Regions from separate parts of the Homo sapiens genome. Here region 2 is linked to region 1. Evidence: read pairs that join two places in POLR2A ChIA-PET (ENCODE). Cell type or tissue: endothelial cell of umbilical vein. All regions are shown on one strand. Each heading gives the region's core, and the rest is flanking DNA. Links, peaks and the distances in the headings are about the cores only. Region 1 overlaps KIAA1549L (KIAA1549 like). Region 2 overlaps KIAA1549L (KIAA1549 like).

Evidence for each region. Peaks named below come from ENCODE experiments on the same cell type or tissue, not always from the same donor. Only the 100,000 strongest peaks of a DNase experiment are listed, where the experiment ranks them.
Region 2: POLR2A ChIA-PET joins it to region 1 with 6 read pairs; 2 of 35 experiments call an interaction of 5 or more read pairs at or near these places.

The regions. Positions count from the first base shown.
Region 1 is chr11:33,642,491-33,650,153 of GRCh38, forward strand. It overlaps KIAA1549L (KIAA1549 like), which reads left to right. Exons shown (of 21, transcript NM_012194.3): 17 at 3,196-3,546. Among named protein-coding and RNA genes, the nearest start is that of C11orf91, 55 kb to the right of the region's middle. RefSeq lists enhancers at 2,947-3,448, 3,449-3,948. In endothelial cell of umbilical vein, for the core only: no CTCF peak of the experiment used is centred there; a DNase peak (open chromatin) is centred at 4,351; H3K27ac peaks cover 771 bases.
Region 2 is chr11:33,585,717-33,593,379 of GRCh38, forward strand. It overlaps KIAA1549L (KIAA1549 like), which reads left to right. Exons shown (of 21, transcript NM_012194.3): 12 at 5,521-5,705. Among named protein-coding and RNA genes, the nearest start is that of C11orf91, 110 kb to the right of the region's middle. In endothelial cell of umbilical vein, for the core only: no CTCF peak of the experiment used is centred there; no DNase peak of the experiment used is centred there.

The DNA of each region.
Region 1 (7,663 bases), core at 1,628-6,627:
TGTGGCCTCTGCTGCTGTATCGTTCCCCTATTGGCTAAGGTTAGACTGCACAGGCTAAACTAATTCCGATTGGCTGATTTAAAGAGAGTGACGGGGTGAGTGGTTTGGGGGGGTGGAAATGGTTATGACAGAGCAGGTAATTGGAATGAGTCAGGGTAGAGTAGGTAATCAGAATGAGTCAGGGTGGAGCAGGTAATCGGAATGAGTCAGGGTGGAGCAGGTAATTGGAATGAGTCAGGGTGAACCAGGTAATCGAAAAAGGTTTCTTTACAAGGAAGTTAAGTTTAAAAGTAGAAGGCAAAGAATTGAGCATACTGACATACTGATTCTTTGAAAAGAAATTTAGAACTTCTATCTATCTAACAAGGGGAAGTGGACAGAATTTATTTCAGTTTAAGTTCACAAAGCTTGATTGAATGCCAAGTGCCTGTGCTAGGCTCCTGAGAAACAGAGGTGAAATGGGTTCAGGGAGTATCCAGTCTTGGGGAAGTCATACTTTAAGTAAGCAAATCCAAGTGTGATGAGAGGAAGCCAGGTATAATGAGAGCTAGTCTTGTTTCTATCTGTAGCTATCGAGAGATGATTGGTGGCCGCATCAAGCCTGTGGAGAGTATACTTGGACCTTCCAATTAAAGGGAACTCCCCATGCAGAATGGAAACCCTGTGGGGGAAGCAGAGGCTGATCTTCATTTGGGGATCATGGGGTAGGTGGCAGTGGGAGCCTGGAGAAAAAGTCTCCACCTTCCCAGCAAAGGTAGCACTTATGTATGTGTGTATATATATAACATATATATGTGTGGTGGCCTAGCACTCCCCTACCAACCTTACTCGGAGAACTCACCCACCCCCAGTACTACCCCACCCCAGGGCTCTTGGGGCAGTGGGAATAGGGAGATGTTGCTAAGGAGTATGCTTTTGCCCTAAGGCACAACTATAAATTCATGTGATAATAGATCTACCAATATGTCTGGAAATGCACAGCACAGCTCAGGGGTGGGGAAATTGTACCTCAGCTCACCCCTGTGCTGTTAATCTCCCACCTGGGAGCAGTTGAGCATTAAGCCTCCGTTATGTATCAGGGAGACTCTGGATGTAGGGAGGAAGGGCCTTGTGTGGCTAGCAACCAGCATGAACAGGACATTTACATGAGAGGCAGTGCCGTGCTGCAGGATGTGCATGGGTCAGGAGCTGGGAGCAGGAGGCTCTGCCATTGCCTGCTTCTGCATAACTTTAGATAAGTCACCTCCCCATATGTAAAATGGGGCTTGAGTTTAATGATCTCCTAAAGTCCCTTCAGGCTCTGAAATTCAGTTCTGAATGTTCTATGCATTGTGAAGAACGTAACTTTCAAGGGTTGCATTCGTGTTCTAGAAGGTATCGCCAGGCAAAACCACATCTCAACAGGCAGATCTGCTGGCTTTCAGGGAGCACATTTCCCACTCAGCGACCTTAAGCTTTTTCTCTTAAGAGCTTCTAAGAGCAGAAGAGCCCCAATATGTCCCCCAGCCCAGGAGTTTGGGGGGCATGCACCCAGGCATGAAATGTCTTTGAGTTCTTGTTTATGATCGCAAAGGTAACTTTACATTCTACTCCAGAATCTGTCCTTGCTCTTATTAGTATAAAAATATTACAATATTTTAAATTACTTACTGTAGATGTTTGTTGATAAATCTAGACTTAGAGGCTGATAGAAAACCTCACTTTTCATCTTGAACTTTAGCCAAGTCCTAACTCTAGGAGATAAGATGACAAGAAACGTGTAATTTTTTTGTGCTTTCTATATTTTCACTTTCTTTGCTAATGAGCATGTATTAATTTAATGCTAAAAAGGTAAATATACTTTTTAAAATGAAGTATAATGCAGTTATGACCTTCATGTGTAATATTTAAGGAGGGAAGGACTCCCCATTTTGGGTGAATTCCCTCATTTACTTGCTGTGCTTATTTTATATATCAAGGTGCTTTATACATAGTAATTACATGGAAATATGTGTGGTTGAATGAATAAAGTAATAGTGATGATTATGATGATGACAGCAACTAGTATTGTTTTTACCATGTGCTACTATTCTAAAATCTTTAGATGTACCTTTATTTAATCCTTATAAAAGCCTTTGAGGCAGTATTATCCTCATTTTACAGATGAGGAAACTGAAATACCAGAAAGTTAAAGTAACTCTCCTGGTTGGAATGTTTTGAACACCCTGTCTTTTATCTTCTCTGTGCACCTTTATGGGGTCTAGCTATTGCTGTGGCATCCGCCACAAGGCAGCAGCCTCCCCATATTGCCTTGGCAGTCCCTATCTCTTCCCTTCTGTGTTCTTGCACCTTGAGATTCATGCACGTCCAGACTGGTGGAATAAACTCCTACAGGCATCCCCACCTAATGATGGCACAGAAGCCTCAGAGCAAGAAAGCAGACACTTACGAAGCAAGCATTCATTAGCAGGCAAGCACGAGACCGTCCATGCAGCCTGTTCTGGAAGCTTATGAAGTTCCAGCTGTCTGCCCACCCTGGTACTGAAGCTGCTCGCTGGAATGAAAGGTTCAGTGAAGAAAGGCAGGAGAACGTTCTAGATCAGTAGATTTCAAATTTGAACAGGCATCGGAATCTCCTGGCGGGCTTATTAAAGCACAGATGGCTGGGCCTCACCCCCAGAGCTTCTGATTGCGTACCACGCTTTAAGAGCTGTGATCTAGAAGCAGGATTTTGTTATTCTGTCTGATAAGTAGCATCAGGCAATCAGCACTTCCTTAACCAAAGGCTGGACACAGGACCATTTAGGGAGTGAATCTAGAATGCTACCCCTCCAGGTGTAGATTACAAGACATTCCAGGGTCTTATACCCTAAGGCATAGGGGTGGGGAATGTCTCTAAAAGATTTTAGAAAGTACCGTTAATGTCATCGGTGAAAGCCATTTCTCGAGTCTGTTACACTAACAGGCAGAGCCTGCAGCATTGGTCAATCTATGGGCAACTGAAGTGCACACCGATAGCCAGAGTGTGGCCTTCCTGATAGAGTGCTGGCTGAGTACCCCAGTAGTGTGAATTCCTAGATAGGGCACGTAGGATATAATTTAAATTAGCACAGATGCATCCTAGCACCTGTCCAAGTGAATGTTTTAGAGTAAATTACAGAGCACCTTCACGGGAAGGAAAGTAAACACATCAATGGGCTTTGTTTCCTCCCACAGACTGAGCCTGAAATCATAGAGGAAACCAACATTGACAGAGTTCCTGAGCCCCGGGGCTATTCCAGGTCTCGACAGGTGAAAGGCCACTCGGAGACCTCCACACTGAGCTCCCAGCCATCCATCGACGAGGTCAGGCAGCAGATGCACATGCTGCTGGAGGAGGCCTTCAGCCTGGCATCCGCGGGCCACGCAGGCCAGAGCCGGCACCAAGAGGCCTACGGCTCAGCCCAGCACCTGCCCTATTCGGAGGTGGTGACCAGCGCTCCGGGGACCATGACGCGGCCCAGGGCCGGGGTGCAGTGGGTGCCGACCTACCGCCCAGAAATGTATCAGTACAGTCTGCCCCGGCCGGTAAGTCATTCATTCCACCCACCTGCCATCATCTGGTCAGTCTGCCCAGTGAGTTCCAACAGGAGACTCAGAGCAGGGGCTTCTACAGATAAAAAGCTTTGGGATCTGGAGATGAACTATGCCAGGCCCTCATCCCATCATCCCATCTTCCACCCATGATCCAAAGCCTAAGCTTTTTGACTCCTGTGGACAATGCACGTGAGAATCCCTTCTTTCCAGCCATAATGTATTTTAGAATGAATTGCCTTTTCTACTATCCCTTCTATAAATGGCTGACCATATTCTTCACGCACTGGTGGTTTCCTACACTTTCAAGCCTGAGACCCATTTTAAATATCAAAAGGCATCTCAGAGCCACATGCTAAGGGGTTGTGTGGCCTGGTGGTTTAAGCGCACAGGCTTTGAGCCAGATGGCTCGAATTTAAATCTCAGGTCTACCAGATGAAAGTTGACAGAATCAGAATGGAATCACTTGTGTTAAATAAAATTAAATGAAAAATTTTGAAAACCTGGCAAATAGAGCCAAGGAAGGCCAGGGAGAGTTTCATGCATAAATCCATGATAGCAAGAACTATCATAAAAGACTCTGCAAAAATCACAATCTTGCACAAAGGCCATTGCAACCTTACACACACACAAAATACTTGTGCGAGGACATCTGTCCAGCAACTGCCTGTCCAGGCTTGGACTGGTACCACACTCGTCATTGATTTTTGCAGCCAAGAATAATTATTTCAAAACAATTATGCAATCCTCCCTCTTTTTCCTTTAAAAACTTGTGTCTTCCTTTGCCTCCCTGAACACAGTTTACTATGGCATGGGTATTCCCATTGCAATAACCATTCCCAAATAAACATCATTATTTTTAGAGACCAAAAAAAAAAAAATCTGTTATTTAGGTTGACAGCCACTTCCTGGCTTTGTAACTTGGGGAAATTGTTTAAATTCTTTACAAATAAGAAAAATAAGCTACGTCCTAGACTTGTAAAGATTAAATGAGTTGGTGTATGTAAGGTACTATAAGAATGCTTGGTACGTAGGAAATGCTATAAAAATATTAATCATGGGTTGGACATGGTGGCTCACACCTATAATCCCAGCACTTTGGGAGGCCAAGATGGGCCGATCACTTGAGCTCAAGAGTTCGAGACCAGTCTGGGCAACGTGGTGAAACCCCATCTAAACAAAAATTAGCCAGGTGTGGCGGCATGCGCCTATAGTCCCAACTTTTTGGGAGGCTGAGGTGGGAGGATTGCTTGAGCCCAGGAGGCAGAAGTTGCAGTGAGCCAAGACTGTGAGACTGTACTTCAGCCTGGCTGACACAGTAAGACTCTGTCTCAAAAAAAAAAAAAAAAAAAAAAGAATATTCATTGTGATTATTTATTAAGTAGCAATTACATTTCCATATTTGAAAAAGCATCCAATGACTGAAAGCTTCTGTAATTTACACTTGATCTTTGTATCACAAAAACCGAGAAGTTATAAGTTTTTGTGACTTAAATCACAATTTTAATTAGTTTGCATTTCATTCATCACCATAGCATCTAAAATATATATTTTTAAAAAGACATAGTTTTATAAACCATAGACTGTAATAGACAATGCCTTGTGCATGTATAGATGCCAGATTCTAGGAATCTGGGATGAGTTCTGGGTTTCAGAGAGAAAGGCCTAGACAGCCAGATCAAGTCTTCCAACAGGTAAGAAGATGCGATGGCCCATAGCCATCGTATCTCAATTTTGTAAAACCATCTAAAAAAAAAAAATCCATTGTGGGTCATATGATGAAAACTTAAATGGTTCTGCTTATTATAATTGGGGCTTAGTGTTTGTGGCAAGAAGGACAAAAACATCAGCATTATATATATATTATAAATGAAGCCACCTACAGTGGAAAAGGACTGTGAAATAACACAACAGAGAGATGGGTCATCAAACCAGAACTAACCTTTTCTTTTCTTTTCTTTTCTGAGACTGAGTCTCACTCTGTCACCCAGGCTGGAGTGCAAGTGCAGTGGCGCAATCTTGGCTCACTGCAACCTCTGCCTCCCAGGTTCAAGCAATTCTCGTGCCTCAGCCTCCCGAGTAGCTGGGACTACAGGCGCATACCACCACACCCAGCTTTTTTTTTGTATTTTTAGTAGAGAGGGGGTTTCACCACGTTGGCCAGGCTGGTCTCAAACTCCTGACCTCAGGTGATCCACCCACCTCGGCCTCCCAAAGTGCTGGGATTACAGGCGTGAGCCATCATGGCTGGCCGAATCAGAACATTATTAAACGCAGTCTTTTGTTATTAAGGTTTCCTTCTTTATCAACAACCTGTGAGGTCCGTATTTTCAGGAAAGGAGAAAATAGCTAACAATACAGAGTAGAAATGATGATGATTCTTAACCCAAGCTCATGCAGAGTCCTTTTGTGCTTTGATAATGTGGAAATCCATAGAAAAGGTGGCAATTTAGAATGATAACTATGATTACTTTCTGTCTTCTAAAGAGGAGGTGCTTTGAGCTCTGCCAGAAGATAATTGGAAGCTGGTGGTTTAAATACACTAGGCCAGGCTAATGGCATTTATACCATGGAAAAGGTTACTGCTGGTGGCCTGGGATTTCTGCACTGCAGTTCAGGAGACTCTTGATCATATTTTACCCGTTAACTCTGTGAAGAAATTGGACTCCACATCTAATGTCCAATCCAATTTTGCTAGCAGTCATAATGGATCTATGCCAAGCAGAATTAAAACATCCTACAGCCTTCCTGTTGTTGGGAGACAAGAAGGGGATTTCAAAAAAGACAACAGGGCTAACACATCTTCCCCACTAGACTCTTTACAGATGGAATTAATGGTAATAAAAATAACAGCAACAGTTGGCATCTGTTGAGCTCCCATTGTCTACTGGACACAGCTAAGTGCTATGTAGAAATTATCTCTTCTAATCCGACAACCACCCTTTGAGATCAATATTATTATCCCAAAGTACTCAGTGAGGAAACTGAAGCTTGGAGAAGTAAAGAAACTTGCCCAAGTTTATGCAGCAGTAAATGGCAGAACTGGAGTTAGAACCTAGAGCTGCCTAACTTCAAATCCCACGCTCTTTCTACCCGCTGGGTGACTTATAGGGACATCTTCCAGGCTCTGATGAGAACTTGAATATCCAAACTTTGGAATATAATCTTCTTATAAGGAAGCTTACCCAAGGCTGGGCTTTGTGGCTCATGCCTGTAACCCCAGCACTTTGGGAGGCTCGCTTGAGACCAGGAATGTAAGACAAGCCCTGAGCAATATAATGAGATCCTGTCTCTACGGGGGAAAAAAAAAAAAAAAAAAAAAATTGGCTGGGCCTGTAGTCCTAGCTACTTGGGAGGCTGAGTTGGGAGATCTCTTGAGTCCAGAAGTTCAAGGTTGCAGTGAGCTATGATGACACCATTGTACTCCAGCCTGGGTAATAGAGCAAGACCTTGTCTCTATTGTAAAAAAAAAAAAAAAAAAAAAAGAAGCAGCAGCAGCAGCAGCTTACCCAGTTGGAGTTTTGTCCATTCTTATCATTGCCCTAGTAAGGGAGGCATCTCCATTAGGGTAAAATTGGGAATTTTATGGTCTTTTTTTCCTCCTCTCCTCATAAAAACAAACAACTCCCCCCAAGCCTTTGTTAATGAGGAAATATGCAGATATATCAGCTATGACTTCGATTCTGCCGCAACACTTGGATTCAAGAAGTGTTGCATTTCTGCATCTGTAGTTCCAGCTACTAGGAGGCTGAAGTTGGAGAATTGCTTGAGCCCAGGAGTTCGAGGCTGGCCTGGGCAACACAGCACAATCCCATCTCAAAAAAAAAAAAAAAAGGAAAGAAAGAAAAAAGAAAAAGAAATGTTACATTTCTTGTGTTTCTCCAAATCAATTTGAATCTATTCTGAACTCCCATCTGGCCCAGGGCGTGAGAGATTCAATGCCAGTTATTCTGGGGCTCCTTCCACCTCTGGTTATACAAAAGTTATTAGTGGTTTGATGAAGTGAGGTCCTCACCCGGAAGGAGAGGACCTGCACCAGTCACTGTTGACAGAGCATGGTCCAGCTCGCAGGAGTCCTTGAAGGCAGGCCATTCTATCATAGCTGGACCAG
Region 2 (7,663 bases), core at 1,108-6,107, 57 kb before region 1:
CAAAATGAGTTGGGCAACACATGATTTCCACATAGCTTCTGGCTGGAAGGCTGTCTGAAGCTAGGACAGATTAGCGTTTGTGGTTTTCCATAGCTCCTTCTGCGTCCTACTCTGTATATTGGGCTTTGTGAGATACCTGGCTGACATTGAACATCAAGCAAATTTATGTTCCATGAGTTGATTGAATTCACTTGTGTGCGGTGGAGCTGGTTGTTTTCCCCCTCCATGAGGCTGGGCTACATATTTTGATTCCCAAAGCCCTTTTATCATGGGAAACCAGCAGGGTGGAACTGCCTCCTGCTTACTGCAGTTCTTCTGCTGTTACAACCCAGGGACACTGCAGTGTTGGAGAGAGGAGAGAGCTTCCTGCATCACTTCTCACCACCTTGTGTGTGTGAACAGAATTCAATTATTGTCAAAGGACGAGGCAGAACAAAAAAGTTAGCCTTCACCGCCAAGCCTTAGACTAGGAGGACAGTCCTGGGGACATCGCTGCATCTTTACAATTCAGGCTACAGTGCCAGAGGGCACTCCCGGGGATCCTTCTTGAGACTCAGTAATAAACTTAACATGCTAAGCAGAGGAGGTGAGTGTGGCTTTCCCGGGAGCCGAGACCAGAGTATGGATACCCTTACCCTTCTTCAGAGACAAGGTACCATGGACTACCCCATTCCCATTGTTATCAGGTGGGCTTCTGCAGGTAGAATGGTGAAAAATGATAAATGCAAGAGGGCCAGCATCATGACTTTTGTCACCTCCTTTCTTCCTAGTTCACTTCCCTTTACTCTGTCATTGGATGTACAGCCATTTTTCTAGTTTTTCCCTTCATAGAATTGAAGAGATCACGTTTCCCTGGAAGAGGCCACCTTAGAAGAGGGTGGATAGGACTATATCCAGATGCAGGATGGAGCTTGGAGGGTCTGTAATCTTTTGCATGAACATCTGCTTGGGACAGGCCAGTCACCCCCTAAGAACAGCCAACTGTTTCCTCTTTCCCACTACTATCTGTAGGATACTATCTATAGGATACCTATAGGATAACTTACCCAGCTCTGTGAGCCTGGGTAAGCTGCTTAACCTCTCTAAACCTCAGTTGCTTTATCTGTAAACTGGGAACTCATGATAATACCTACCTTCTTGAACTATAGTGAAGATGCAATGAGAAAAGTTATGTACTGTGTTTAGTACTGTGCCATTGATATCAAATGAGGCTGAAACTGAGCCCCTTGAGGGTGAGGAACCAGTTATTTAACTTTATATGTTCAGCACCAAAGACAGTCCCTGTCGTTGGAACAACAATAGGAAAGTTACTTAACCTCTGTGCCTCAATTTTTCCATCTGTAAAATGGAGATATAACAATAATCGTATAGAGTGTTGTGAGGATTAAGTTAATATATATACATCACTTTGAGATATGTCTAGTATATAATAAATACTACCTATAAGTTGGCTTTTATTGTTACCCATGCTTTTTTTCTTAAAAGGTCTTGGCAGTGTATCCGCCATTGAAATTACTGGAGATTATTTTGATTTGATAATTTTATAAAACGAATTGAAGTAACTATAGCTACTTCATGATATTTTATTATTGGGGTTAGGAGTCACTAATGTGTCTAATGGGCAGTTGATTAATCTCAGGTAATTTTCCAGTTGAAAGCTAAAAGACCGCTACCCTGGGAGTCAGAAGAGTGAGGGAGTAGTAGTCCTGCGCCACTTAGCTGTGTGATCTTGGGCAAGTCACTGAACCTCTCTGAGCTTTTGTTTTCTTATCTGTGAAATGAAGGCTGTAATGTTTGCCTTGCTTACCTCACAGGTTTGTTGGAGGATGAGATGAGATAACAGTGTTTTGCATGCTGTAAGTACCAAACATACACAGGGATTGTTGTGATTAACAACACAGGTGTAATTAACCTAATAACAATGGGAACCTTTTAAGCTTGGAATTCCTTAATGTCTCTCTTTGTGTATATCCATCATTGACCCAATCACCTGAAGTATCCAGTGGATAACTTTAACCCTGTGTGAAAGGTAAGGGGCCAAATCCAGAGGGAGGAGAGAGAAAGTGGGAGATGGGACCAGAGCCAGCTTTCCCTATCATTAGGTTCTTGGGAAGTCTTAGCTGCTGTTGGAGCCTCCCACTTCCTCACAGACAGGCCAGGAGTGTTGCATAGGAGCCAGGCCATGTACGGCAGGAGATGCTAACCAAGATAGGAAGCTGCAGAAGGAAAGGAAGGGCTGTGGGAAGACTCATCAAATCGTGGTTAGATGTTCCAGCTCTGTGTCACATAGTCCTAGGTTCAAATGCTGACTCCATCACAGCTCTGTGAGCCTGCGTAAGCTGCTTAACCTCTCTGAACCTCAGTTGCTTCATCTGTAAACTGGGAACTCATGATAATACCTACCTTCTTGAACTATAGTGAAGATGCAATGATATAAGTTGTATACTGTCTTTAGTACTGTGCCATTAATATCAAATGAAGCTGAAACTGAGCCGCTTGAGGGTGAGGAACCAGTTATTTAACTTTATATGTTCAGCACCAAGGACAGTCCCTATCGTTGGAACAAAACTGAATAGGATAATGGGGGCGTGAGGGTGTGGTACAAAAGGGGTCAACAGGACATGAAACTGGGCAGGCAGGTTCAGCTGGCATGTGAAGGGCTTTGAATGCCTTGCCAAAGCATTTGGGGAGACATTCAAGGCCCTTCATATTTTAAATGAGAGTGACGCAACCACATGTGTTTTAAGGGAGATAATTTTGGAAGCTCATCGGGGAGGCCTGGAAAGGAGCTAAATTGGAAGCAACGAGACCGAGGCAGGAAATAGTGAAACAGTGGACCTGGGGAGGAAAAGTCAGCTTCCAGAAACATTTCAGACGTTGAATCTAATTGGTGACCAATTGATTATGGAAGGAGCAGGCAATTCAGTATTTGAGAGACATTACCAAGTTATCTGAAGGCTTGCTTCTGTTTCTTATAGGCCAAGGACAGGGAAGGAAAAGAACAGAGACCACCTTCCCTCAGCAAACCCTATTTCAGAAACGCAGTTCCAGGTCCTGGCCTCAGAATGTCACTGATCACCACATAGGTCAGAGTGTATGTCTCAGAGAAGAGAAGGGGGTGATTATACTTCCCAGAGTGAGTTTCTCAGGGAACTGGGGGAGCTGTCCATGGCAAAGCTATAGACAGCCTCAAATAAAAAAGCCATGTTGGAGTTAGCAATAAAACTCCATCCTGTTCTGAGACACAGTGGTGAGATTTGACAGGTTAGGCCACAGTTCTAGACTGGATTGTTAAATCCGCTGGAACCTTCCTGTTGTATCTCTGGCTAAATTAGCTGCTGAAATTTACAAGAAAAAAACAACCCTATCAAAAAGTGGGCGAAGGATATGAACAGACACTTCTCAAAAGAAGACATTTATGCAGCCAAAAGACACATGAAAAAATGCTCATCATCACTGGCCATCAGAGAAATGCAAATCAAAACCACAATGAGATATCATCTCACACCAGTTAGAATGGCGATCATTAAAAAGTCAGGAAACAACAGGTGCTGGAGAGGATATGGAGAAATAGGAACACTTTTACACCGTTGGTGGGACTGTAAACTAGTTCAACCATTGTGGAAGTCGGTGTGGCGATTCCTCAGGGATATAGAACTAGAAATACCATTTGACCCAGCCATCCCCATTACTGGGTATATACCCAAAGGATTATAAATGATGCTGCTATAAAGACACATGCATACGTATGTTTATTGCGGCACTATTCACAATAGCAAAGACTTGGAACCAACCCAAATGTCCAACAATGATAGACTGGAATAAGAAAATGGGCACATATACACCATGGAATACTATGCAGCCATAAAAAATGAAGAGTTCATGTCCTTTGTAGGGACATGGATGAAGCTGGAAACCATCATTCTCAGCAAACTATCGCAAGGACAAAAAACCAAGCACCGCATGTTCTCACTCATAGGTGGGAATTGAACAATGAGAACACTTGGACACAGGAAGGGAGACATCACACACCAGGGCCTGTTGTGGGGTGGGGGAGGTGGGAGGGATAGCATTAGGAGGATATACCTAATGTTAAATGACAAGTTAATGGGTGCAGCACACCAACGTGGCACATGTATACATATGTAACCTGCATGTTTTGCACATGTACCCTAAAACTTAAAGTATAATAAAAATTAGCTGCTGAAGGAGGGGCTTCTGATCATATCAAGTTCTGATATACTCTAAATGACAGAGCTTGAATTTCATCTGCAGATTTTCTTGAAAAAAATCACTGCTGTCCATTTCACCTGGACTATGATTTATCAGGAAAGCAAAAGTAATAACTAATATTGATTGAGCACTTACTATTGGCTAGGCACTTATCTAAATGCTGAACTTGAATTTCTTATTTAATCCTTACAGCATCCCCTTAAAAGTGGTTACATGTTGCTCTCACAAACATATAAATTGTATCATGTTTATACTATCTCCAATTAACATAATAACAATGGCCATCTTTTAAGCTTGATGAAGAAACTGATGAGCAGAGAGTTGCAGTAACTTACCCAAGGTCACACAGCTAATGAATGACGGAGTCGGGATTTGAACCCAAGCAATCTGCTTTTGAAACTGCCACTTTTACCCACCACACTGTCCTGCCTCAAATCTGTATTGTACTGCTTTGGGGTGTAAAGCAAAATAGAGACACTTTCAGGAATTGTTTAAATATGCGTCTTGGTTTTCATTACCACACTACTAGATGTCTGTTGGATTTTGCTCAGAGCTGCCTTATGCACTTGGGATTTCAGATGCTGTGCAATAAAACTTTGCCAGTTTCCCAGGAATGCATTATAGGAGAGCCAGCCTACTTAAGGGCGAAGTCTGGATTAAAGAGTGACTCCATAAATTCCATTTCATTATTAATGATTGTACGGCTTCACATGTGATAACACACTTCCCTCTGTGTTCAGATCTGTGATCCACTTTAATACTCAAGGGTGGTAGAAGTAAAGCAGATAAGATTATCTTCAGTTCTCAGATGAAAAAATTGAGGTTCAGAGTTCAAGTGGCTTGGCAAAGTCACACATGTGCTATTACACATAAAGCTATACGAGAATGGAGTGAAGAGGTGACCAAACATTTCTAGGCAGGAGGTGATCCACAGGACCTGTTTAATGTATTAATTGAGTTGTTTCTCATTTGCAGCATCCATTGACTTAAAATTCATGGTCTAAAATCTTTGAAAGAGGTTTGATCTTAAACACCTGTTTACATGTTGTTTACAGTCTTCATTTTTCTGAGCAAGTCTTATCTGTAGAGATTCTGTAGCTGGATGGAATTAACATGGATTCTGATTTTGAAGAGACGGAAATAATGATGGGGATTTGAGTTAACTCTTGTTTATTAATTAGAAAGCTAAGTTTGGTCCCATCTTTTTGCTGCCTGTCATCTCTTAAAGCCATGGTTAGAGTCACACTTCGCTAGAAATACGACTGCAAATCTGTTTCCTCTTTGCAGCCTGTGCAAGGCTTTGATTATGCCAAGCAACACCTGGGCCAGCAAGGGGCAGATGAGGAGGTCATCCCTGTGACTCAGGAGACAGTGGTTCTCCCACTGCCCATTAGAGATGCTCCTCAGGAAAGAGACGTCGCTCAGGATGGAAGCACCATCAAGACCGCCAAATCCACTGAAACCAGGAAGAGGTAGGCACGGGGCTGACTTCTGCCTCTCTGTGTCAGCAAGAGAATAATTGATGATGAGAAAAGCTGATGCCCTCAAGTTAATTCCACGGTTCTCTTTAAAAATTCCCCTTCATGCTCATTTTGAATATTTGAAAAGAGACTAAAGGAGATGATGAGAATCACAATACCTGCCTAGCCTGGGCTACGCTTTGTAAGGTTTTATGTCTCTGATAACCACAACAGCAGAGATTTAGTTCATATATTTACTATAGCAAATTTAGCACTGATGTTACACTTATATTTTAAACTTATATTAAAAGCAGTGCCTTTGATTCAATATAGTTGTATTTTATCTGGCAATTTCTCAATAGGGGTTTCTGATTTCAGTCAAAACCATATATTTAATTTATACTATAAGCAGAGCACTTTGAAGACATCCCTTTAGGACTACAAAAATGTGTAAGATTGATTTGTGACCCCAGGAGTCTCATGATGGAGGAGGCGGAGAGAAAAATAACTGGAATACCGAGGATGAGGTATTGGTGCCTGCACTGGAGACTGCAGGGCTGTAGTAAAGTCAGGAGGAAGAACTTAATTCTGAACAGGGAAAACCTCGTGGAGAAGGTTATCCTTTAGCTGAGCCTTGAAAAGTGAGTGGGATCTGAATAGGTGGGAAGATATAAGGGCATCCAGTCTAAAAAGAGTGGGGAGAGAAAAGGGACAGGTTTGTTCTCTAAATGGTGAGTGTCCCCAGAGTTTAGAGTTCATAGTGGCTGGATGTAGTGAAGAATGAAACCAGAAGATAAATTAAAATTTTGGAAAGTCTTGACTGCCTGGCAAGGCATCTGACCTTTATTATCTAGGCAACGGGGAGCCACTGAAAGGTCTTTTGGAAGATAATGATGTTAGCCTATATGTTAGAAGGATACTTTGATGGCAGTGTGGATGAGAGATGGGAGAGGTTAGTTTAGAGGCCAAGAGACTCATTGTAAGACTTTGCAATAGCCTTATAAAGAGGTAATGAACCCTATGGCAAGCCGCGTTGGCTGGCTAAACCAACATGCGTTGTCAACTCCCTTGTTGCCTGAGACTACTATGGAGACTGAAAAAACTACATCATCCATGTCTCCTTCCTTTCTCCCCTCCTTTTATCTAACATGTGTATTGATCATTTGCTGTTTATCAGGCACTGGGGATATTGCTGTGAACAAGACAGAGTTACTGTTCTTGGGCAGCTTATAATCTGGTGAGGAGAGATAGATAATAAACAAATAGAGAAACAGGTAAAATCTATCTATTTCTGGATCAGGTGGTGATGAGTACAAAGAAGAAAACCAAAGCACAGTTAAGGGATAGAGAAATGGAGAAGGAGACATAGTGCTATTTTAGCTAGGAAGCTAGGGAAGACTTTTTTGATAAAGTGACATTTGAGAAAGACCTGATTGAGGTATAAACCACGAGGTTATCTGCAGGAGGAATGTACGAAACAGATGGAACAGTTTGTGCATCGCCCAGAGGAGGGAACTTCTTGACATACTTAAAGAAAAGCAGGATCAAGGGGGCTGGCATGAACTAGGGAGGAAGTGGTGGCAGATGAGTCTGGCAAGTTGCTGGAGGTTGATTATGTCAGGCTTTACAGACCAAAGTCAGGACTTGGGATTTTATTGTGAATAAAGATCAGATGTCATTGGGGGGTTTTGAGAAAAGCAATGACATGATGTGACTTGCAGTTTTATAGGCTCACTTTGGGCTGGGTGCATGGCTCACACCTGTAACTCCAGCAGTTTGAGAGGCCGAGGCAGGAGGATCACTTGAAGCCAGGAGCTTGAGACCAACGTGGGCAACCAAGCAAGACCTCGTCTCTACAAAATAAAATTATATAAAAAATATTAGCCAGGTGCAGTGGTGTGTACCTGTAGTCACAGCTACTGGGGAGGCTGAGGTGAGAGCATGGCTTGAGCACAGGAATTCAAGGCTGC